Linked DNA regions of Homo sapiens: region 1 is linked to region 2. Evidence: read pairs that join two places in POLR2A ChIA-PET (ENCODE). Cell type or tissue: OCI-LY7. All regions are shown on one strand. Each heading gives the region's core, and the rest is flanking DNA. Links, peaks and the distances in the headings are about the cores only.

Evidence for each region. ChIA-PET counts read pairs that join two places held together with the same protein. Peaks named below come from ENCODE experiments on the same cell type or tissue, not always from the same donor. Only the 100,000 strongest peaks of a DNase experiment are listed, where the experiment ranks them.
Region 1: POLR2A ChIA-PET joins it to region 2 with 19 read pairs; 2 of 35 experiments call an interaction of 5 or more read pairs at or near these places.

Annotation. Positions count from the first base shown.
Region 1 is chr4:2,478,702-2,490,625 of GRCh38, reverse strand. It overlaps RNF4 (ring finger protein 4), which reads right to left. Exons shown (of 8, transcript NM_002938.5): 2 at 124-289. The coding sequence starts at 132. Among named protein-coding and RNA genes, the nearest start is that of RNF4, 16 kb to the right of the region's middle. RefSeq lists enhancers at 312-1,092, 2,444-2,553, 4,057-4,558, 5,062-5,341, 11,534-11,924. In OCI-LY7, for the core only: no CTCF peak of the experiment used is centred there; DNase peaks (open chromatin) are centred at 5,425 and 6,285; H3K4me3 peaks cover 1,394 bases; H3K27ac peaks cover 1,720 bases.
Region 2 is chr4:2,203,344-2,215,267 of GRCh38, reverse strand. POLN (DNA polymerase nu) reads left to right here. Exons shown (of 26, transcript NM_181808.4): 4 at 2,142-2,221; 5 at 6,781-7,281. Among named protein-coding and RNA genes, the nearest start is that of HAUS3, 33 kb to the left of the region's middle. In OCI-LY7, for the core only: no CTCF peak of the experiment used is centred there; no DNase peak of the experiment used is centred there.

The DNA.
Region 1 (11,924 bases), core at 4,101-6,600, 280 kb before region 2:
CCTTCAAGAAGTGGGGTTACTTAGAAGTGACATTATGGAACTCACTTTCACTAATGTGCTACAAGGAATAAGGTAGTTAATTAGCCCTACAAAATTAAAAATTCAAGAGATGATAAAACTTACTGTACTCATTGTGCTCTTTGGTGCCTTTCCTTTCCTACAGAAAAGGAAGTGATCTATACCAAGGTTTGCAGGGAAGTCAAATGTTCTCAACCTTTCATGCCCTCTGGTTACTCATCTGGCTTGCAAAATAATTTGGATCCGGACAGATTTCCAGTATTTTCAAGTCCTGAAAAACAAAGATATTAATTTGATAAATACTGCCACTTACATCATTGAAACAAAGCTGAGCTCAATAATGTACTGGTCCTTCCTGTCCCTAGGTTATTTGCTTACTATTTCACGCAATGACATCCTTAATCCTATATTCATCTTAGGAAGTAAGCATTCTTGTCGCATGTAGGACTTCCTGATCCCAAAGCCTGCAATTGTAATTATTATGCCACCTCCTACTCTTCTTCCTGGCTCCTGCCACCTTGGCAAGGTACCGTGCTAACTGCTGGGAGGAGGTGCGAGTCAGGACTGCCACACATGACCACACCAACTCCTCAGGAACCAGAAGGGAAGGGACAGAGCTTCTGAGGCCACAGCTCAGAGCCTCAGGTTCTTCCCACAATTTCACTGTCGCCGTCCGGAGTTGAGAAGACAAGAGCCACTCACTCTAAAGCATGTTGTGTGTCCAGCTGAGACTTCTGTTGCTGGGACCAGGTGAATGGTGAATCGGGAGGCTGTGGACTAGGCAGCCAAGCAGAAGCTTTGAGGAAAGGCAGAGAAATCACCAGATGCAGAGGCTGCGAGGCCCTTGGACTTCACTGAGAAGCGAGGCCGACCACGGTAAACTCAGCGTCAGCGACGCATGGTTAATGGAGCCACAAAGCCCTGAGCACAGGCAAGCCTGAGGGTTGAGAGAGAGCCAAAGCAAGGACAAGACCCTTGTGGCCACCCACTGCTGGGTGCTAGTGGCTTAGATTAGGAGAGTGCTTCTCAAGCATGAGCCTGTATCAGGCTCCCCCACAGAGGGCTCGTTAAGCACAGCCTGCTAGGCCCTCCAATTTACGTATCTAACAAGTTCCCAGGTGCTGCTTCCAGAGACCACACCATGGAACGTACTGAAGTAGCATAACGAGATGGAGTTGCAAAACAGACACAGGTGAGAGGGATCCAGGTGGCGGAAACGACAGGAACGCTCTCACATCCACCCTTCTGTGCATCCCCAGTGCTGTGCCGTGTCATCCTCCTGTGCACCATTACCATGCCTGCTCATGCTGGGTCTCCTGTCCCTGGGTGCCCGTCTACCCTACTGCCAGGCCATCTTTCCGAAACATTTGCCGCAGCAACTTTCCCTGGCTCCTTATCAAGGCCTAACTCCTAAGCATGGTGTGTGGAGCCAGGCTGGCACTGCAATTAGGGCACATCTCTTGAGCCAGGCAACTGAGATTGAAATCCAGGCATCGGCCGGGTGTAGTAGCTCACACCTGTAATCCCAGCACTCTGGGAGGCCAAGGCGGGTGGATCACCTGAGGTCAGGAGTTTGAGACTAGCCTGGCCAATATGGTGAAACCCCGTCTCTACTAGAAAATACAAAAAATTAGCCTGGAGTGGTGGTGGATGCCTGTAATTCCAGCTACTTGGGAGGCTGAGGCAGGAGAATCTCTTGAACCTGGGAGGCAGAGGAGCCGAGATCATGCCATTACACTCCACCCTGGACAACGAGAGCAAAACTCCATCTCAAAAAAATAAATAAATAAATAAAAAATGAAAATAAAATCCAGGCACCTGCAAACCCCAACCTGTGACCTTGGGGCATGGCATTGAACTTCTCTGTGCCCCATTTCCTTATCTATAGAACAGAACTGCACCTACCTTAATGGTGTGTGAGGATTCCAGAAGTTATTACAAGAGAGTGTTTGGAACAGTGCAGGCACACTGGAAAGGCTCAGTGTCTGTGGGCTGACACATACCCATCACCACACTCAGCCCCACAGCACCAGGTTGGCAGTCTCTCCAAATAAACCTTCCCAGTGACCAGCTCCAACCTTCTGCTCAAGCCCTAAAATGCTGTGTGATATCACATCCCACTCAGTTTTTTTTTGTTGTTGTTGTTGTTGTTTTTGAGACGGAGTCTCACTCTGTTGCCCAGACTGGAGTGCAGTGGGCTCACTGCAACCTCCACCTCCCAGGTTCAAGTGATTCTCCTGCCTCAGCCTCCCAGTAGCTGGGACTACAGGCATGTGCCACCACACCAGGCTAATTTTTCTACTTTTAGTAGAGATGGGGTTTCCACCAGGTTGGCCAGGCTGGTCTCGAACTTCTGACCTCAGGTGATCCACTTGCCTCGGCTTCCCAAAGTGCTGGGATTACAGGCATGAGCCACCACGTCTGTCCTCCCACCCAGCTTTAAGAAAGGATGCATACCTCCCCGCCTCATTCACAGTACAGCCCCTGCCCTGGGAATACAGCAATGAGCAAACACAGCCTCTGTGCAGAATCTAGGGCGGGGAGAAGGGTGAGGAGGGTGCTGGCAGGCAGCTATAACGAAGTTAGGAACTAAGTGTGCAAGAAGTACAGGAGGAGAAAGGGAGGCCAGAGTAGGTTTTTCAGGAGATGCCCAAAGGGACCGCCGTCCCAGCTGAGCTGAGCATTTTCTTCAGCACTTGGTCGTCTGGTTCTGAGAAAATGGCATACTGTATCTCACTCCCTGAGCGCCTCATTCTCTAGCTTGACCTCAATGGTTTAGAGGGGAAATCCCCTTCACTGTTTCACTCTAATAAAGGGTGACTTGCATCTCCTTAGGCTGGCCCATACTATGGGACTACGGGTGCTCTCAACAGAATGCACAAATGGGGCAGGCACAGTGGCTCATGCCCTATAACCCCAGCACTTTGGGAAGTTGAAGAGGGAGGATCTCTTGAGCCCAGGAATTGGAAACTAGCTTGGTTAACATGGTGAGATCCTGTCTCTATAAAAAAATTAAAATAATGAGGCTGGGCAGTGGCTCATGCCTGTAATCCCAGCACTCTGGGAGGCTGAGGCAGGCAGATCACTTGAGATCAGGAGTTCAAGACCAGCTTGGCCAACATGGCGAAACCCCGTCTCTACTAAAAATATAAAAATTAGCCGGGTGTGGTGGTGTGCGCCTATAATCCCAGCTACGTAGGAGGCTAAGGCACAAGAATCACTTGAACCCGGGAGGCGGAGGTTGCAATGAGCCAAGATGGCACCACTGCACTCCAGCCTGGCCAACAGAGAGAGACTCTGTCTCAAAAAATAAAAATAAAAACACATTAAAAAAATAGCCAGATGTGACGGTGCACACTTGTAGTCCCAGCTACTCCAGGGGCTGAGACAGGAGGATCACCTGAGCCCAGGAGGTCAAGACTGCAGTGAGCCATGACTGCACCATTGCACTCCAGCCCGGAGCACAAATGCTTCTCAAAGCAACACCTCACCTGGTAAGTGTTCAACTTTAAACAGACATTCAGGGAAGAGGCTCTGGCTAGGAAAAGACTTGTCTAGTTGGTTTCAACAGAGGTGGGAGGTGCCTCGACATCACCTTAGGACTCACAAGATCATTCAGACCACACGACAGTCCCAGATCCACCACATGTCCTGGGTTCTCATATCCACGAATGTTTCTGATCTCAAGAAATATCTTACATTTGGGTGCACATCTATCATATAGGGGCTTGTTCTCCCCGCCACATCAATAGCGTGTCTTAGAATTTAGAAAAGAGAAGCTACTGACAAAGGAAGACAGAGAAATCAGCCTGCAGAGCAAAGGGAAACACCTGATGTCCACACCCAGGCTGTTCCTAAGCCTCTCTCCTCCCACTTCACTGATATTGAGGCTTCCAAATACGGCTGCTGAAGATGTGCCTTGTGGCTGTCCTGGCCTGCACACCCCTCACCACTCTGAAACCAGCCTCCTGCATCCCTGCAGGCCCAGCTAGACCATTACTACTTCCCTGGGAAGCTTTCTGGAGCCCCCTCATTCTCCATGCCCTGGCCCATACAGCAATTCACCCCAAATCTGGTTTTTCTCTCTCTTTTGGGTTTAGTAAGGGTCAGGAGTCAGAGTTCAAAGGAATTTGGAAGGCTGGTCTTGGGGATAAGCCACCAAGAGGCTGGATTTCACCAGGGCACTGAGGTGAGACAGGAGCATTTCCAGCAGAGCATCCCAGCGTGGTGGGGACGTAGAAATGCAGAGTGAATGGAGACCTTAGCGGTCATGGGAAAGTAGCCCTCACCAACTACAAAGGGTTCTGGATCATGCAGGTGAGAGTCCAATGGAATAAGAAAACTAACAACAGCTGAGAGGTGCCTTCTCTGCATCTGCACAAGGCACTGCGCTTCCTAAATATTAATATCACCACATGTGCTCCTCACATCACCCAGTAAGGAAATAAGCACTGTTATGTTCCCCATTTTACCCATGAAGCAGCTAAGGATTAAAGTTAAGGAACTTCCCCAAAGTCATCCACACCTAGTAAACAGAGCCTAGACTTAAACCAGGGCAGTCTGATACCAAGACCCACACCCTCAAATAGGTATGTTAGTGCCAGAATCAAATACATCAATTCCAGAAACTAGCGGGAACACTGACGGTGATTTTTCAGATTTCTCAAATTTAGTGTGTTCCAAAAGGAACCCTTGCCTCCTCCTTCCGCCAACATATACTCCATTTCAAGAAAGGGCCCCACCATCCTCCAGTCTCTCGTCCAGTATGCTCTCACTTAGGTAAGCGCTACGAGGACAAGGCTCTATTTACTTTCTACCTAGCTAAGACCTTACACAAAGCAGATGCTCATATTTATTGAAGGAATAAATGAGGGTAAGAGTGGGGTGTTGATGGCGCCCCTGCCACTGAGAAAAGAGGAGCTGGGGTAGAGAAGTGGTCATTCCTAACTGGGGATGGTCAGGAGAGCCGGATGCTAGGTATTCCTAAAGCTTCCAAGGTGAAAGGAGAAACAACTCACGCCAAGGTATCTAGCTTCTTACTCTGCAAGAATGAGGCCATAAAACCCAATGAGGGAAGGGAGAACAGAAACAGGTGCTGAGTGTAGTTTTAGAAAAGCAGGGTGTGAGACACCCAGGGAGAAAGGGCCCAAGGTAGCTGGAAACTCAAGAGTGAGAACTCGGATGGACGTAGAGATTTCAGAATGTGTGAAAACTTGGGGAGGCAGGTAGATAGAATCTGTAAAAGAGAATTTAAAAGAAACAAAGCTAGGAGAACCTGGAGCCGTCACTCAGACAAAACCTCCTTCTTCAAGGAGGAGGAAGCAGTGAACAGCTGCAATGCACAGGCTGGGGAACTGAAAGGCGGCCAGTGAGCTCAAACACGGAAGTGGGACGCTGGTGACCTAAGCAAGTGGAAGCAGCAGCAAAGGAGTCGCAGTCCCAGCCCAAACGCGCTGAGGATCAAGCCGGGCTGTCTAGAGGAAGCAGTGCTGAATGGGGCCTCAAGTGACAGGAGGAGTTAATTAAGAAACAATGTATGTGGGTGGGGTGGGCGGAAGGGAGCAGGGATGTCCCACACGAGCACTGTGTGGAGGACAACAAAGGTGCCGAGGGTTCCTAACAAGCCTCACTGACTACACCCTCAGGACAGGGCCATCGAGGGTTTTGGGACAGAGATGACATGTTGAGATCTGCATTTAGAGACCATGTCACCTGTGTCTGGTGAGAACAGATGGGAGACTGAACAAGTCAGACTGTAGACCAAGGAGGAGACTCAGGGTAGCCCAGGTGAGAAGAAAGCCATGAGGCTCGGGGTAGTGGCAGAGTATAGGACAGAGAGGTGACTGACGGGATGGAAGCTGGAAGGGCTTTGGGGCTTTCTTCATTCTTATAGATTTATTATTTAAGGTCTAAGTAATTATTCTGTTTTTCTTAGAGGTCCCCCCCAATAAAGCTATTATAAGCACTTCAGATATTGACCCCCCCCACTCTAGCAGGAGTGTGACATATAATTATGTGTATTCATGGTATATATGTATACGATGTGCAGATGCTCCTTGACGTACAATGGGGCTAACTCCCAATAAATCATAAGTTGAAAAATTCTAAATGAAACACTGTAAGTCAGGGACTGTCCGTGTATGCATATGTGCATGTGTCTCTATCATACATAAAGGAGTCTGCTAATGGATAGAGACATACAGGCGGGCAGGAAACAGGAAGAGTGTTAGACTGGAACCAAATTCTATGACCCTATCTCATACCACTGTATTCCTATGAGCAAAGAGTCAGCTGAAAAGGGGCAGTGGGGAGCACAGCAGAACCAGAATGATATCGTAACTCTGCAGCCAGTCCACAGGGAGATGCTCTAACGAGAAGCTCTTCTGTTTAGCCTAGGCCTACACCAGGTACACAGAACCCTCAAACCCCACCTGGGAGGCAGAGTCTGATACAATTACCCACTGAAAATAAGAGACCTGGGTCAGGCATGGTGGCTCACACCTGTAATCCCAGCACTTTGGGAGGCCGAGGCGGGGGGGGATCACCTGAGGCCAGGAGTTCGAGACCAGCCTGAACAATATGGTGAAACCCACCCCCTACTAAAAATACAACAATTAGCTGGGTGTGGTGGTGGGCGCCTGTAATCCCAGCTACTCGGGAACCTGAGGCAGGAGAATCGCTCGAACCCAAGAGGTGGAGGTGAGCCGAGATCGCACCATTGCACTCCAGCCTGCGCAACAAGTGAAACTCAGTCTCAAAATAAATAAATAAATAAAAATCAATAAAAACAAATAATTTTTTTTTGAGACACAGTCTTGTTCTGTCACCCAGGCTGGAGTGCAGTGGTGTGATCTTGGCTGACTGCAGCCTCCACCTCCCAGGTTCAAGCAATTCTTGTGCCTCAGCCTCCCAACTAGCTGGGATTACAGGAACCCACCACCATGCCCGGCTAATTTTTGTATTTTTAGTAGAGATGGGGCTTTGCCATGTTGGCCAGGCTGGTCTCCAACTCCTGACCTCAAGTGATCTGCCCACCTTGACTTCCCAAAGTGCTGGGATTATAGGTGTGAGCCACCGCACCTGTTCACAAACACCTCTTAAACAGAACTTTGATACCCTCAGTCATATCAATAACCACACCTTAATACTCAGAAGAAATATGAGCCTCTTGCTCATTATACAAATGAGGGTATGTGGTTAAGCGGTCAGCAATGATGTGGCTGGCCAATAAGCCCTACAGCCTTGGACAAATACTTGCCTTCTGTGCCTCAGTGTCCACATCTTTAATTGAGTAGAACACCTCACCTCTGTGGAACCAGTGACCGCTGAATGAAACACCCAGTATGGTTCCTAGCACCCAGAAGGCAGCTCTATCAACTAATTTGCTAACTATTCACAGGTGCCTAGTCTGGGTAAGGCACTGCTCCAGGGGCTAGGAATGGGATGGGAAACAGCAACAAAAAACTACCCATGGAGCATATATCCTAGCTGGAAAGATGATCAACAAATCAAGTAATAAATAGGTATTATATCAGAAGGGCTGGAGAGCATGTCCCTTCTTACAGGTATGAGTGCTATTAAATAAAGGCAAAACAAACCTTCACCCCAGGAGGAACTGGAACCAATGTTTCCGGCTCTCAGCAAGGGCTTTATTCATTTCCAGAACAGACTTGGCAGGATGTAGCTAATCACAACGGCTTAGACTTAGAACAGGACTCAGAGGAGGTTGAAGAAAGCCGGCACACAGCCAATGACAGGCAGTTCTCACCCAGAGTTATTTATTCCTAAGGCTCAGGGGCCTTGAACATTGGCCTCCCCTGAAGGTTTGCAGGGACAAGAGGAATGAATTTGATCAAAGCAGAAAGCAGCAGACTATGCTCAGAGAGGCAATGAGGCTTGTTCAGATGCCAAGTAACCAGGTCTTCCATAAAATTATCTTATGGCCCCGATTAAGCTGCCACCAGCAATCAGGCTACAACCAAAATCCCCAGGGGCCTGAAAGGAGCAAAGGGCTTTCACATCTATCAGCCAAGATGGCCTAGGCTTTGGGGCCTCATATAAAAACAAGGTAATTTCTGGGAGCCAGGAGAAAGGGTAAGATAATGAAGGAAACCTAAGGATCCACTCCTCCGGAGGCCGAGGGGCAGATGTACCTCAGATGCTAGAGGCCGTCAACATCCTCGACACTTCCCCAGGGCCCACAGTCAGCACAGGAGGCAGGCTTGCCAAGCTACCTGGTGTTGATGGCCACTGAGCACAGAGCCTGCTGGAGACCAGCTAGCAGCTTAGCTGCCTCTACTGTATTCAGAACCCAGGGTTGGCTGGGGTACAGGGATGGTTGTGAGACACTCACAAATCTGATTATTTGACCCATACCAGATGGGAGCAACTGAGCAGTGCCCCACAATGGGAATTCTCGAAGGGCACACCAGAGGGGGCCTAATCTCAAACAGCACTGTCTCTGGCTCCGGGCTCCTAAAGAGAGACATGTTCTTCTACTCTTAGTCAGATGCATCTGTGGGCTAAGGGACAATACAAGCTGTCACCAAAGGGCTAGCCAAACTCAACTCTCTAGGGGCTTGCATCTTGGTGGAGAAATCCAGCACCCAGAAGCCCTAATCTAGGCCCTCTTCAACTCTCCTTCAACACTTTACCTAGAAAGTAGACTAACAAATCAGTGTCCCAGCCTGGGCAACATGGGGAAATCCTGTCTCTACAAAAAAATACAAAAACTTAGCCGGGCATAGTGGTGTACGACTGTAGTCCCAGCTACTTGGGAGGCTGAGGTGGGAGGCTCGCTTGAGACTGGGAGGTTGAAGCTGCAGTGAGCCCTGACCATGCCACTGCACTCCTGCCTCGGTGATAGAGCGAGACTCTGTCTTTAAAAAAACACAAAAACACACATGCAAGTCAAAAAAATCACTGGCTCCCAGGGAAGATAAAAGCAGGCACGCACAACAGGAATGCTCTGAAGGAGACAGAAAGGCAGAAGAGAGCAGGAGGAGGAGGTCCAAGGAACTGAAAAGCGCCACAAGGTAATGCTAAGAATCACCAGGCTCCAAAATATCCAAGAATATTGCAAGTATTGCTCCCAAATAATCACAAGCATTGCCTACAGAACATAGGTCAAAGTCTTTATATCATACCAACCTCCCCTCCCAACTCGTCCTCACTTTTCTGGGTTCATTTGCAGTTACGGACATATGTGTTCCTTAAAAAAAATAAAAAAGCATCTTGCTATGCAAAAACCCACCATTTGTGAGGAAAAATGGAATTAGGGCACAACACTGAAAAATGTTGTCAGTGACACACACACACAAAACAATCTAGTGAAAATGGTAGTAAAGCTCTACACATGAGAAATGGTTAAGAAATACAAGTAACTGTGATACTTTACCTTGAAAAAGGCCTGAAGCTTGCTCTGTGGAAGCGGGCCTCAGTCAGTTTACAGATTGTGAGTTATTGAGAAGTGGAGGCAAAGAGAGTGAATGCTGTAACATCAGATGGACACAAATGTGGCTCACATACAAGTCAACTGAGGTGACTGATCTATGTGGAAGGTGTGTATATTACATGGCTTGGTTCAGCTGGCCTCAACTTTTTGCGTTCACCTAATATTTCTCACAGATGACACTGTGGGCAGCAAACTCTCAAGTGGTTCTCTAATACAGCAACCTCACTGGAACAAACTCATCTTTCCAAACAAACACTTCAAACAGAACTGTACTTTACTCCAGGTATCCTGGAAGTCAGTTCAAAGTACCTGACTTTGGACCTCAAAGAAGGTCCGAAGTTGGCCAGGTTGGTCCTGCCGCTCCCACCCCGCTTTAGGGAATTTCTGCTCGTTCTTCAGGGCCTACCTCAAAGGTTGCTTCCATTTCTCTCACTCCTCCTAGTCCTGACTTAACCATTTCTTCTATACTCCCTTAAATCAAGAAACATAACTTATCAAATACTTATCATGGTGTCCCCACCCACTAGCACAGCACTTGGCACAAACATGTAAATGAGATTTTTTTTTTTTCCTCACTGAAATTATCAAGGTCTGAGCTCACACCTGTAATCCCAGCACTCTGGGAGGCCAAGGTGGGCAGATTACCTGAGGTTGGGAGTTTGAGACCAACCTGGCCAACATGGTGAAACCCCACCTCTACTAAAAATACAAAAATTAGCCAGGCATGGTGGTGGGCATCTGTAATCCCTGCCACTCAGGAGGCTGAGGCAGGAGAACCCCTTGAACTCGGGAGGCAGAAGTTGCAGTGAGCCAAGATTGCGCCATTGCACTCCAACCTGGGTGACAGACTGAGACTTTGTCTCAAAAAAAAAAAAAAAAAAGAATGAATGAATGAAATTATCAAGCTCTAGGGCCAGGCATGGTGGCTCATGCCTGTAATCCCAGCACTTTGGGAAGCCAAGGCAGGATTGCTTGAGCCCAGGAGTTCTGGACCAGCCTGGGCAACATGGTGAAACTCCTTCTCTACAAAATATTAATACCAAAGAAAAAAAAAAATTAGCAGGGTGTGGTGGCACGTGCCTGTAGTCCCAGTTACTCAGGAGGCTAAGATGGGAGGATCGCTTGTGCCCTGGGAGGTTGAGGCTAGAGTGAGTTATGACTGTGCTACTGCACTCCAGCCTGGGCAAGACCCTTGTCATTCTGAACACCGACCCCCAACAAAAGTTATCAAGCTCCTCACATGCTTGAAAGAGATGGCGGATACCTTGAAAAGATGGCAGAGTGTTTTTGAAAGAGAAAAAAATAATTTCAGAGATGGGGGAAATGAAGCCTTTACATTGCAAGTAAAAACAGTCACAATTAGGAAACAAAGAAAGCCTTAAAAGCAGGACGGGGGACAGTACAGCCGTGTGCACCTGTATTAGTCCGTTTTCACGCTGCTGAGACAGACATACTTGAGACTGGCCAATTTACAAAAGAAAGAGGTTTAATGAACTTAACAGTTCCACATGGCTGGGGAAGCCTCACAATCAAGGTGGAAGGCAAGGAGGAGTAAGTCCCGTCTTACGTGGATGGCGGCAGGCAAAGAGAGCTTGTGCACGGAAACTCCCCCTTATAAAACTATCAGATCTCATGAGACTTATTCACCATCACCAGAACATGGGAAAGACCTGCCCCCATGATTCAATTACCTCCCACCGGGTCCCTCCCACATGTGGAAATTCAAGATGAGATCTGGGTGGGGGACACAGCCAAACCATATCATTCCACCCCTGGCCCCTCCCAAATCTTATGTCCTCACATTTTAAAATAAATCATGCCTTCCCACAGTCCCAAAGTCTTAACTCATTTCAGCATTAACTCAAAAGTCCAAAGTCTCATCCGAGACAAGGCAAGTCCCTTCCACCTATGAGCCTGTAAATCAAAAGCAATTTAGTTACTTCTTAGATACAACGGGGGTGCAGGCATTGGGTAAATACAGCCATTCCAAATGGGAGAAATTGGCCAAAACAAAGGGGCTACAGGCCCCATGCAAGTCCGAAATCCAGCAGAGCAGTCCAAATCTCAAAGCTCCAAAATGATCTCCTTTGACTCCATGTCTCACATCCAGGTCACGCTGATCCAAGAGGTGAGTTCCCATGGCCTTAGGCAGCTCCACCCCTGTGGCTTTGCAGAGTACAGCCTCCCTCCCGGCTGTTTTCACTGGGTGGTGTTGAGTGTCTGCAGCTTTTCCAGGTGTACAGGGCAAGCTGTCAGTGGATCTATCATTCTGGGGTGTGGAGGACAGTGGCCCTCTTCCCACAGCTCTACCAGGTGGTGCTCCAGTAGGGACTCTGCTTGGGGGCTCCAACCCCACATTTCCCTTCCACACTGCCCTAGCGGAGGTTCTCCATGAGTGTCCCGCCCCTGCAGCAAACTTCTGCCTGGGCATCCAGGTGTTTCCATGCATCCT
Region 2 (11,924 bases), core at 4,797-7,296:
CCACTATAGCTGGAGTCATTTTCCCCCCTGCAATCTATGTTTTAACAAGGTCATTCTTTTTAGTGGCTATGTATTTCATGATGTGGATATTATGTAATTTATTCCTCAGTTTTCTTCTGATTGGTATCTACTTTATTTTCAGTCCTTTGCCATAATGAGCAATACTGCTATAAACATTTTGGTTTAAACCTGTTTACTGTTGCATATATTTCTGTGAAACAGCCAAGAGTGAGATTATTTGGTTAGAGATTATTTGGTTAGATGATGGATATTATTTCCTATCTGTTTTTGTTAAGGCAAGAGCACTCTGTCTCTCATATATATATGGCTGAGGTATATACATATATATGTATATGTATATACATATATATGTATATGTATGTGTATATGTGTGTGTGTATATATATAAAACAGCACACATATCCTAAGTTTAGTTTAGGTCAAAATTTCACAAACCCAAACCCAGTTCAGGAAACATAACTAGCATTCCCAGAGGCCCATCTTGAGCTCCCTGTGGGTCACTTTCTCCACCCAACTCCCAAAGTGATGTATGCATTATTAATTTTAATAAGTCTTGACAGTTTGCCTTCTAGAAAGAGTCTATTTACATTTTTACCAGCAATACATGAGACTACCTCTTCCCCTGTGTTTCCAGTTATAGTTAATTTGCGTTTCCCTGAGTATTGTATTTGTTTCCTCTTTGGGTTTTCTGTTTTGTGTATTGCCTCTTCCTATTCTTTGCTCATTTTTCTGTTGAATTGTTTGTCTTATCTTGTAAATGTATGAGAACTTGTTGTATAATATAGCAGTTAACCCTTTGTCATTTTTGTTCCAAATAGTTTTCCCAATGCATTTATTTTCTTTTTGATGTGGTGCTAGTTATACCAGCCCTATTAATTAATCTATCCTTTTCTATTGAATTGAAATACTATCTTTGTTGTATATAAAGTCTTGGGATCAGTCTCTGGGTTGTCTGTTCTCTTCTAGAGGTCTTTTCTCTCTCTCTTTTTTAAGCTTACTTTTTTTTTTCCCAGGACAGAGTCTTGCCCTGTAACCCAGGCTGGAGTGCAGTGGCGCAATCTCGGCTCACTGCAACCTCCACCTCCCGGGTTCAAGCAATTCTCCTGCCTCAGCCTCCCAAGTAGATGGGATTGCAGGTGCTTGCCACCACACCTGGCTAATTTTTGTATTTTTAGTAGAGGTGGGGTTTCACCATTTTGGCCAAGCTGGTCTCGAGCTCCTGACCTGAGGTGATCCACCCACCTCAGCCTCCCAAAGTGCTGGGATCACAGGCGTGAGTCACCACGCCCGGCCTAAGCTTACATTTCTTGTCTTTTCGTACTTTGAAATTATTTTATTAAATTAAAATATCCCTGTAGGGTCTCCAATTGGAATTGCCTTAAATTTAGAAGAATTAAACATTTTGTGATCTATATCCTAATGCTGTGTCTTTTCATTTGTACAGATCTTTTTTTATGCCATTTAATAAGATTTTACATTTTCATCATTGAGGGCCTTGTATCTTTTTTGTTATATTTATCCTAAGTATAATGTTTTTATATTGTAAGTGAAATATTTTCCCCTATTTGCATTTCAGGTTGTTATTGTTCCTGCAGAGGAAATGTATGTCACAGTGGTTAAGAGCACAGACTCCCAAATCCTATTGCCTGGGATTGGATCCTGGTTCTGTCACTTACTGTTCAGCCCAGGCTTATTGAAATTAAATCAAAATCTAAATTAGAAGTTTGTTTTAATGATGTTTTACTGAACCTTCAATTGTTCCACTGCAGTATTCAGTCTAAGAATTTCCCCAAACCTTTAATCCTTTTAAGGTTTCTATAAAAGTTGACCTTGGGTTTTTAGAGTCATGTATTCAAATGCAAATGTCAAATAATGATTTTTAATAAATGTTTTATGATTATATAGAGTTATCTTCAGTTAACTTGAAGGTACTTTACATAAATATTTATTGCAATGGTACTAAGCATTTTACTTGTGAATTTTATTACATTGTTTTAAGTAAGTTAATAATGAATAAATAAGCATGATTATAGAGGTTATTTCAGTGTTTAGTTAACTGTGTGACTTAGATATCAATGTTTCTTTAATGCCCCATGTTTCTTTTTTGTTGTTTTTAAAAGCTATGGAAGTGATAAACAAGTCCAGTGTTAAGTATTCAGTACAACTTGAAGACAGGAAGACTCAATCACCAGAAAAAAAGGTAAATCATTGCACATATGAGTAATTTTAAATAGATAACTTATTTGTTCAATAGATGCTTATTAAGTGTTCTACTGTGTGCTAGGCACTGTAGATACCACACCTTAAAAAAAAAAAAAGAGGCGTTCTTGCTCTCCAAGAACTTATAGTTTAATTTGGATGCAGGGAGGGGCAAGTAGGTGCCATGAGAGAAGTTAGTTCAGAGTGCTCTGGGGACAATAGGAGGAACATCTAACTCAGTTTTTGTGCTATTTCATTTTGCCCTCCTGGGTGTTGAGGAGAAGAGTCAGGGATGTCTTTCTGAAGTATGAAAATTATATCTGAGTTGAGATCTATTGGATAATTAGGAGGTGATCGACCTAGGCTGGATGCAGTGGCTCACACAGGTAATCCCAGCACGTTGGGAAGCTGAGCAGGGTGGACCACTTGAGGCCAGGAATTTGAGACCAGCTTGGGCAACATAAGGAGACCCTGTCTCTACAAAAAATAATACAAAAAAAAAAAAATTAACTGGGCATGGTGGCATGCTCCTGTAGTCCCAGCTACTCAGGAGGCTGAGGCTGGAGGATCACTTGAGCCAAGGATTTTGAGGCTGCAGTGAGCTGTGATTGCACCACAACACTCCAGCCTGGGCAACAGAGCAAGACTCAGTGTCTAAAAAATAGAAATAAAAAATAAAAAGATCCCCACCTTTAAGGGAGTAGAGGCAAAACATTGAGAAATTTTTCAGATAAGGGAAGAAAGCTTGGAACTTTGGGTAGTGGAAATAATAGAATTTCAGAAAGGCAGGGCTATAACATTCACAATGGGTGAGTTATGTGGTGTGGGCCAGAGAGGTCGTATCACCAAAGACCTTGTGTATGAAAGTGGTGCAGGCAACATAGTGGTTAAGAGAATGGACTTTGGAGTAAACTACCTGTGTTCAACTCCCAACCTAATTAAATTTAAACCTAAATGCCCTATAGTAAAGTGAGATAATAGGACCTGTCTCTTGGGTTGATGGGATGATTATTTGCCCCTGGGTTCATAGGATGATTATCTGCCCTTGGAGTGGAGGGAAGAGGCATCTTCCACAGAGAAGGGACTCTTCTCTTCTTCCCTCTGTAAATGAATGGAAATTGTATCTCTCAGTGGTGAACAGACTGTGCTCCTTGGATCCCGAAGGCAGGGGTCTGCAAACTTTTTGCTCCCTTTCTCTCAAAAGAATTTTGTTGTTTTTGTTTGTTTGTTTGTTTGAGACAGGCCTTCACTCTGTCACCCAGGGTGGAGTGCAGTGGTGTGATCACAGCTCACTGCAATCTCTACCTCCACCTCTGCAACCATGCCCAGCTAATTAATTGAGTCCTGGACTCAAGTGATCCTCCCAACTCAGCCTCCCAAGTAGCTGAGACTACAGGCACACACCATCATTGCCCAGCTAATTTTTGTATTTTTGGTGGAGACAGGGTTTCACCATGTTGCCCGGGCTGGTCTCAAACTCCTGGGCTCAAGCGATCCTCCCACCTCGGCCTCCCAAAGTGCTGGGATTACAGATATGAGCCCCCATACCTGGACTTCTCAAACTATCTGTACTGCCTGACATATTTTAAAGTTGAAATTTAAAATCCTTATCACAAGTTTAAAAAATTGCAAAGTACATGATTTCTGCTCTATTGTTAATATTGACATTTTTACTGTTACATTACCATTTAAAATATATTCACGAAAATTAAATATGCACTTTGACAACTTGATATCCACAATCCTCTTATTATTATTATTATTATTATTATTATTATTATTATTATTATTATTATTTGGAGACGGAGTCTCGCTCTGTCACCTGCACTGGAGTGCAGTGGTGTGATCTCGGCTCACTGCAACCTCCGCCTCCTGGGTTAAGCGATTCTCCTGCCTCAGCCTCTGAGTAGCTGGGATTACAGGTGCCCACCACCACACCCAGCTAATTTTTGTGTTTTTAATAGAGATGGGGTTTCACCATGTTGGCCAGGCTAGTCTCGAACTCCTGACCTCTGGTGATCTGCCTGCCTCAGCCCCCCAAAATGTTGGGATTAAAGGCATGAGCCACCGTGCCTGGACTATTTTATTTATTTATTTATTTATTTATTTATTTATTTATTTATTATGTTTTGAGATGGAGTCTCTGTCACCAAGGCAGGAGTGCAGTGGCGCGATCTCGGCTCACTGCAACCTCCGTCTCCTGGGTTTAAGCGATTCTCCTGCCTCAGCCTCCCAAGCAGCTGGGGTTACAGGTGCATGCCATCATGCCCGGCTAATTTTTTTATTTTTAGTACAGACAGGTTTTCACCATATTGGCCAGGCTGGTCTTGAACTCCTGACCTCGTGATCCATCTGCCCGGGCCTCCCAAAATAGTGGGATTACAGGCGTGAGCCACCATGCCCGGCCTCTTTTTTTTATTATTATTATTATTATTATTATTATTATTATTATTATTATTATTATTTTGAGACTTTCTCACTCTGTCGCACAGGCTGAAGTGCAGTGTGGTGTGACCACGGCTCACTGTAGCCTTGACCTCCTGGGCTCAGGTGATCCTCCCACCTCAGCCTCCTGAGTAGCTGGGACCGTAGGCACATGACACCATGCCCAGCTAATTTTTGTATTCTTTGTAAAAGGACAGGGTTTTGCTATTTTGCCCAGGCTGGTCTTGAACTCCTGGGCTCAAGCAGTCCTCCTGCCTCAGCCTCCCAAAGTGCCAGGATTACAGGTATGAGCCACTGTGCCCAGCCCACAATCATCCCCTTAAAAAAGACAGAGTAAGATCTTCAACAGTTTGAAATTTTATATTTTTCTTTTTCTCCTTGAATTCCTTTTCTTGTTTACTCCTCCATGGAATTTTTAATGTAATTTTATGCTTGAAAGCCTACTCTTGGAAACCATATATTTCTCTGCAATAAAAATACAAGTATAAATTTAAAATTTTCATAACATGTGACCAAGTGTTAAAACATTTTCTTTCAAAATTATTTTAAAGGTAATGTTAATATAGTTATTCAAAGCCATATATATATATATATAAAGTAAATTTATATATATATATAAAGTAAATTTGAAAATAAGCCTTGGCTGGGTATGTTGGCTCACACCTGTAATCCCAGCACTTTGGGAGGCCAAGGCGGGCAGATTGCTTGAGTCCAGGAGTTTGAGACCTGCCTGGGGAACATGGTGAAACCCCATCTCTACTAAAAATAGAAAAATTCGCTGGATATGGTGGTGAACCCCTGTAGTCACAGCTACATGGGAGGCTGAGGTGGGAGGATTACTTGAGCCGGGGACATGGAAGTTGCAGTGAGCTGAGATTGTGCCACTGCACTTCAGCCTGGGCAACAGAACAAGACCCTGTCTCAAAAAAAAAAAAAAAAAAAAAAGGAAAAGGAAAGAAACCTTAAAAATAAAGTGTTATCGTAAATAAGTCCTATAATGAAATGGATAGGATTGCTTTCCCCACCTTGATTAGTTTGTGGATCTATGAATGCATATTGCACATTGATGGAATGAGAGAACTGCTATTGAGCTGGGTTTAATTTTTTTTTTTTTTTTTTTTTCTGAGACGGAGTCTTGCTCTGTCGCCCAAGCTGGAGTGCAATGGCATGATCTCAGCTCACTGCAACCTCCACCTTCCAGGTTCAAGCGATTCTCTGCCTCAGCCTCCTGAGTAGCTGGGATTACAGGCATGCTCCACCATGCCCAACTAATTTTTGTATTCTTAGTAGAGACGAGGTTTCTCCATGTTGGTCAGGATGGTCTCGAACTGTTGACCTTGTGATCCGCCAGCCTCAGCCTCCCAAAGTATTGGGATTACAGGTGTGAGCCACTGCACCTGGCCCAAAAACATTTTTTCAGTAGATAGATTAACATATTGTTAAATAGTTTTGGTGATTTCATTTTTCTCTGCAAATGGCTTTTACTTGGAAGTTGTAAATTATTAATCTTCTCTCTTATGCACATATGCAACATAATCCTATCCATGACATGTCTCATTACATGCACTGATTCCCAGAACAGGGGCCAGTTGGAGGCTTTTGAGCTTTTTTTTCGAGACAGAGTTTCGCTCTTGTCACCCAAGCTGGAGTGCAATGGTGCAATCCCAGCTCACTTCAGCCTCCACCTCCTGAATTCAAGTGATTCTCCTGCCTCAGCCTCCCGAGTAGCTGGAATTACAAGCGCCTGCCACCATGCCAGCTAATTTTTGTATTTTTAGTAAGATGAAGTTTCACCATGTTGGCCAGACTCATCTCGAATTCCTGACCTCAAGTGATCCACCCACCTCGGCCTCCCAAAGTGCTGGGATTACAGGCGTGAGCCACCACGCCTGGCTGGTTTTTGAGCTCTTGATCCAGATATGCATGCCTACCTTGGTTGAGAAAAATCACTGCTCTAGAAGACACTATAGGGTTTCCTTAGAAGGTTTGATCATAGGTAATATGAAGATTGTGTCTCCATATTACCTTAGACAAGTTTTTACCAGAAATTAGTTTAGTTTATAGATCTGTCTTATGAGTCCATATTCTAATGAAATATTTTCCATTTTTCTGTAGGATCTTAAATCTTTAAGAAGTCAGACATCAAGAGGTTCTGCCAAGCTGTCTCCTCAGTCCTTCAGTGTCAGGCTCACAGATCAGCTGTCTGCTGACCAAAAACAGAAGAGCATCAGCTCATTGACTCTTTCAAGTTGTTTAATTCCACAGTATAATCAAGAGGCTTCAGTTCTACAGAAAAAGGGGCATAAAAGAAAGCATTTCCTAATGGAGAATATAAATAATGAAAATAAAGGAAGCATTAATCTTAAAAGAAAACATATTACATATAATAATTTGTCAGAGAAAACAAGTAAACAAATGGCATTGGAAGAAGATACTGATGACGCCGAAGGCTACCTAAATTCTGGGAACTCAGGAGCATTGAAAAAACATTTTTGTGATATTAGGCATTTGGATGATTGGGCAAAAAGCCAGCTGATTGAAATGCTCAAACAGGCAGCAGCCCTGGTGATAACTGTGATGTATACTGATGGTTCCACCCAGCTAGGAGCTGACCAGGTTAGTAAACAGTGATGTTTTTATTTGCTGTCTTGACACCATAAAAGAAGCCCATTTTCTTAGTGTCAGATTTTGATAGGAGAGCTAGAAACAAGATTTTAAGGCTTTCCTTCCCCTCCAGTGGTAAGTGATTGACAATGTATGCTCCCATCAGTTTCTTAGGAAACTGTAAAACTGTTTTCCAGAGTGGGTGTACCATTTTACCTTCCACCAGCAGTGTACTAGGGTTTCAAATTCTCCACCTCCTTGTCAACACATGTTGTTGTCTGTTTTTTTAGCCATTCCAGTGATTCCGAAGTGGTATTTCATAGTGGTTTTAAATTGTATTTCCCTATTATCTAGTGACATTGAGCATCTTTTCATGTGCTTATTGGCCATTCATATATCTTCTTTGATGAAATGTCTGTTCAAATTTTTTGCCCATTTTAAAATTGGGTTATTTGTGTTTTATTCTGGATCTTTATATATTCTGATACAAGTCTCTTATAAGATATATTATTTATACGTCTCCCAATTTCTGTCATATTTTTAAAAAAAATTATTGAGGGTGTCTTTTGAAGCACAAAATTTTTAAATTTGATCTCTATTGATTTTTTTAAAAACCTTTCCTTTTCATTTTCCTTTTCCTTTTCCTTTCCTTTCCTTTCCTTTCCTCTACTTTCCTGCACCCATCACTCAAGCAGTATACACTGCACACAATTTGTAGTATTTTATCCCTCACCCCCTTCCCACCCTTTCCTCCTGAGTCCCCAAAGTCCACTGTGTCATTCTTATGCCTTTGCATCCTCATAGCTTAGCTCCCACCTATAAGTAAGAACATACAATGTTTCGTTTTCCATTCCTGAGTTACTTCACTTAGAATAGTAGTCTCCAATCTCATCCAGGTCACTGTGAATGCCATTAATTCATTCACTTTTATGGCTGAGTAGTATTCCATCATATGTATATACCACAGTTTCTTTATTCACTCCTTGATTGATGGGCATTTGGGTTGGTTCCACGTTTTTGCAATTGCAAATTGTGCTGCTATAACCATGCACGTGCAAGTATCCTTTACGTATAATGACTTCTTTTCCTCTGGGTAGATACCCAGTAGTGGGATTGCTGGATCAAATGGTAGTTCTACTTTTAGTTCTTTAAGGAATTTCCACACTGTTTGCCATAGTGATTGTACTAGTTTACATTCCCACCAGAAGTATAGAAGTGTTCCCTGTTCACTGCATCCATGCCAATATCTATTATTTTTTGACTTTTTGATTATGGCCATTCTTGCAGGAGTAAGATGGTATTACATTGTGGTTTTGATTTGCATTTCCATGATCATTAGTGATGATGAGCATTTTTTCATATATTCGTTGGCCAGTTGTATATCTTCTTTGGAGAATTGTCTATTCATGTCCTTAGCCCACTTTTTGATGGGATTGTTTGCTTTTTTCTTGCTAATTTGTTTGAGTCATTGTAGATTCTGGATATTAGTCCTTTGTCAGATGTATGGATTGTGAAAATTTTCTCCCACCCTGTGGGTTGTCTGTTTACTCTGCTGACTATTCCCTTTGCTATGCAAAAGCCTTTTAGTTTAATTAAGTCCCAGCTATTTATCTTTGTTTTTATTACATTTGCTTTTGGGTTCTTGGTCATGAAATCCTTGCCTAAGCCAATTTCTGGAAGGGTTTTTCCCATGTTATCTTCTAGAATTTTTATAGTTTCAGGTATTAAATTTAAGTCCTTGATCCATCTTGAGCTGATGTTTGTATAAGGTGAGAGATGAGGATCCAGTTTCATTTTACATGTGGCTTGCCAATTATCTCAGCACCATTTGTTGAATAGGGTGTCCTTTCCCCACTTTATGTTTTTGTTTGCTTTGTCAAAGATCAGTTGGCTGTAAGTATTTGGGTTTATTTCTGGTTTCTCTATTTGGTTCAATTGGTCTATGTGCCTATTTTTATACCAGTACCATGCTGTTTTGGTAACAATGGCCTTATAGTATAGTTTGAAATCAGGTACTGTGATGCCTCCAGATTTGCTCTTTTTGCTTAGTCTTGCTTTGGCTATGTGGGCTTTTTTGTTGTTGTTGCTCCATATGAATTTTAAGATTTTTTTTTTTTTTTTTTTGAGACAGAGTCTCGCTCTGTCGCCCAAGCTGGAGTGCAGTGGCACAATCTCAGCTCACTGCAACCTCTGCCTCCTGGGTTCAAGTGATTCTTCTGCCTCAGCCTCCCAAGTAGCTGGGACTTGGGAGGTGCGTGCCACCACGCCCGGCTAATTTTTGTATTTTTAGCAGAGACGAGGTTTCACCATATTGACCAGGCTGGTCTCGAACTCCTGACCTTGTGATCCACCTGCCTTGGACTCCCAAAGTGCTGGGATTACAGGTGTCAGCCACCATGCCTGGCCTAGGACTGTTTTTTATAGTTCTGTGAAGAATGATGGTGGTATTTTGACGGGAATTGCATTGAATTTTTAGATTGCTTTTGGCAGTATGGTCATTTTCACAATATTGATTCTACCCTTCCATGAGCATGGGATGTGCTTCCATTTGTTTGTGTCATCTGTGATTTCTTTCAGCAGTGTTTTGGAGTTTTCCATGCAGAGGTCTTTCACCTCCTTGGTTAGGTATATTCCTAAGTATTTTATTTTTTTGCAGCTATTGTAAAAGGGGTTGAGTTCTTGATTTGATTCTCAGCTTAGTCACTGTTAGTGTATAGCAGAGCTACTGATTTGTGTACCTTAATTTTGTATCCAGAAACTTGGCTGAATTCTTTCATCAGTTCTAGGAGCTTTCTGGAGGAATCTTTAGGGTTTTCTAGGTAAACAATCATATAATCAGCAAATAGTGACAGTTGATTTCCTCTTTATCGATTCGGATGCTTTTTATTTCTTTCTTTTGTCTGATTGCTCTGGCTAGGACTTCCAATACTATATTGAAAGGAAGTCGTGAGAGTGGGCATCCTTGTCTTGTTCCAGTTCTCAGGGTGAGTGCTTTCAACTTTTCTCCATTCAGTATTATGTTGGCTGTGGGTTTATAATAGATGGCTTTATTACATTAAGATATGTCCCTTGTATGCCAATTGTGCTGAGAGTTTTAATAATAAAGCAATGCTGGATTTTGTTGAATGCTTTTTCTGTATCTATTGAGGTGATCATGTGATTTTTGCTTCTAATTCTGTTTATGTGGTATATCACATTTATTGACTTGCGTATGTTAGACCAACCCTGCATCCCTGGTATGAAACCCACTTGATCATGGTGGATTATCTTTTTGATGTGTTGTTGGATTTGGTTAGCTAGTATTTTGTTAAGGACTTTTGCATCTATGTTCATCAGAGATATTGGTCTGTAGTTTTCTCTTTTGGTGGTATCCTTTCCTGGTATTGGTATTAGGGTGATACTGACTTCACAGAATGATTTAGTGAGGATTCCCTCTTTCTCTATCTTGTGGAATAGTGTCAATAGGATCAGTACTGATTCTTCTTTGAATGTCTGATAGAATTCTGCTGTGAATCTGTCTGGTCTTGGACTTTTTTTATTTGTAATTTTTTTGTTACCATTTCAGTCTCACTGCTTGTTATTGGTTTGTTCAGGACATCTAATTCTTCCTGATTTAAATTAGAAAGGTTGTATCTTTCCAAGAATTTATCCATATCCTCTAGGTTTTCGAGTTTATGTGTGTAAAGTTGTTCATAGTAGCCTTGAGTGATCTTTTCATTTTTGTGGTGTCAGTTGTTATATCTCCCATTTTGTTTCTAATTGAGCTTATTTGGATTTTTTCTCTTATTTTCTTGGTTAATCTTGGTAATGGTCTATCAATTTTATTTATCTTTTCAAAGAACCAGCCTTTTGTTTCATTTATCTTTTTTTTTTTTTTTTTTTTTTTTTTGTGATAGAGTTTTGCTCTTGTTACCCAGGCTGGAGTGTAATGGCGCGATCTCAGCTCACTGCAACCTCCGCCTCCCGGGTTCAAGTGATTCTCCTGTCTCAGCCTCCCCAGTAGCTGGGATTACAGGCATGTGCCACCACACCTGGCTAATTTTTTGTATTTAGTAGAGATGGGGTTTCACCATATTGGTCAGACTGGTCTCGAACTCCTGACCTCAGGTGATCCACCCTCCTCTGCCGCCCAAAGTGCTGGGATTACAGGCGTGAGCCCCTGTGCCTGGCATTTGCTTCATTTATCATTTGTATTTTGTTTGTTTGTTTCAATATCATTGAGTTCTGCTCTGATCGTGGTCATTTCCTTTCTTCTGCTGGGTTTGGGTTTGGTTTGTTCTTGTTTCTCTAGTTCCTTGAGGTGTGACCTTAGATTGTGCTCTTTCAGACTTTTTGATGTAGGTGTTTAGGGCTATCCCAGAGGTTTTGATAGGTTGTGTCACTATTGTTGTTCAGTTTGAAGATTTTTTTTTTTTTTTTTAGACAGAGTCTTGCTGTGTCACCCAGGCTGGAGTGCAGTGGTACAATCTTGGCTCTCTGCAACCTCTGCCTCCCAGGTTCAAGCAATTCTCCTGTCTCAGCCTCCTAAGTAGCTGGGACTATAGGAGCAAGCCACCACACCTGGCTAATTTTTGTATTTTTAGTACAGATGGAATTTCACCATGTTGGCCAGGATGGTCTCGATCTCCTGACCTTGTGATCCACCTGCTTCAGCT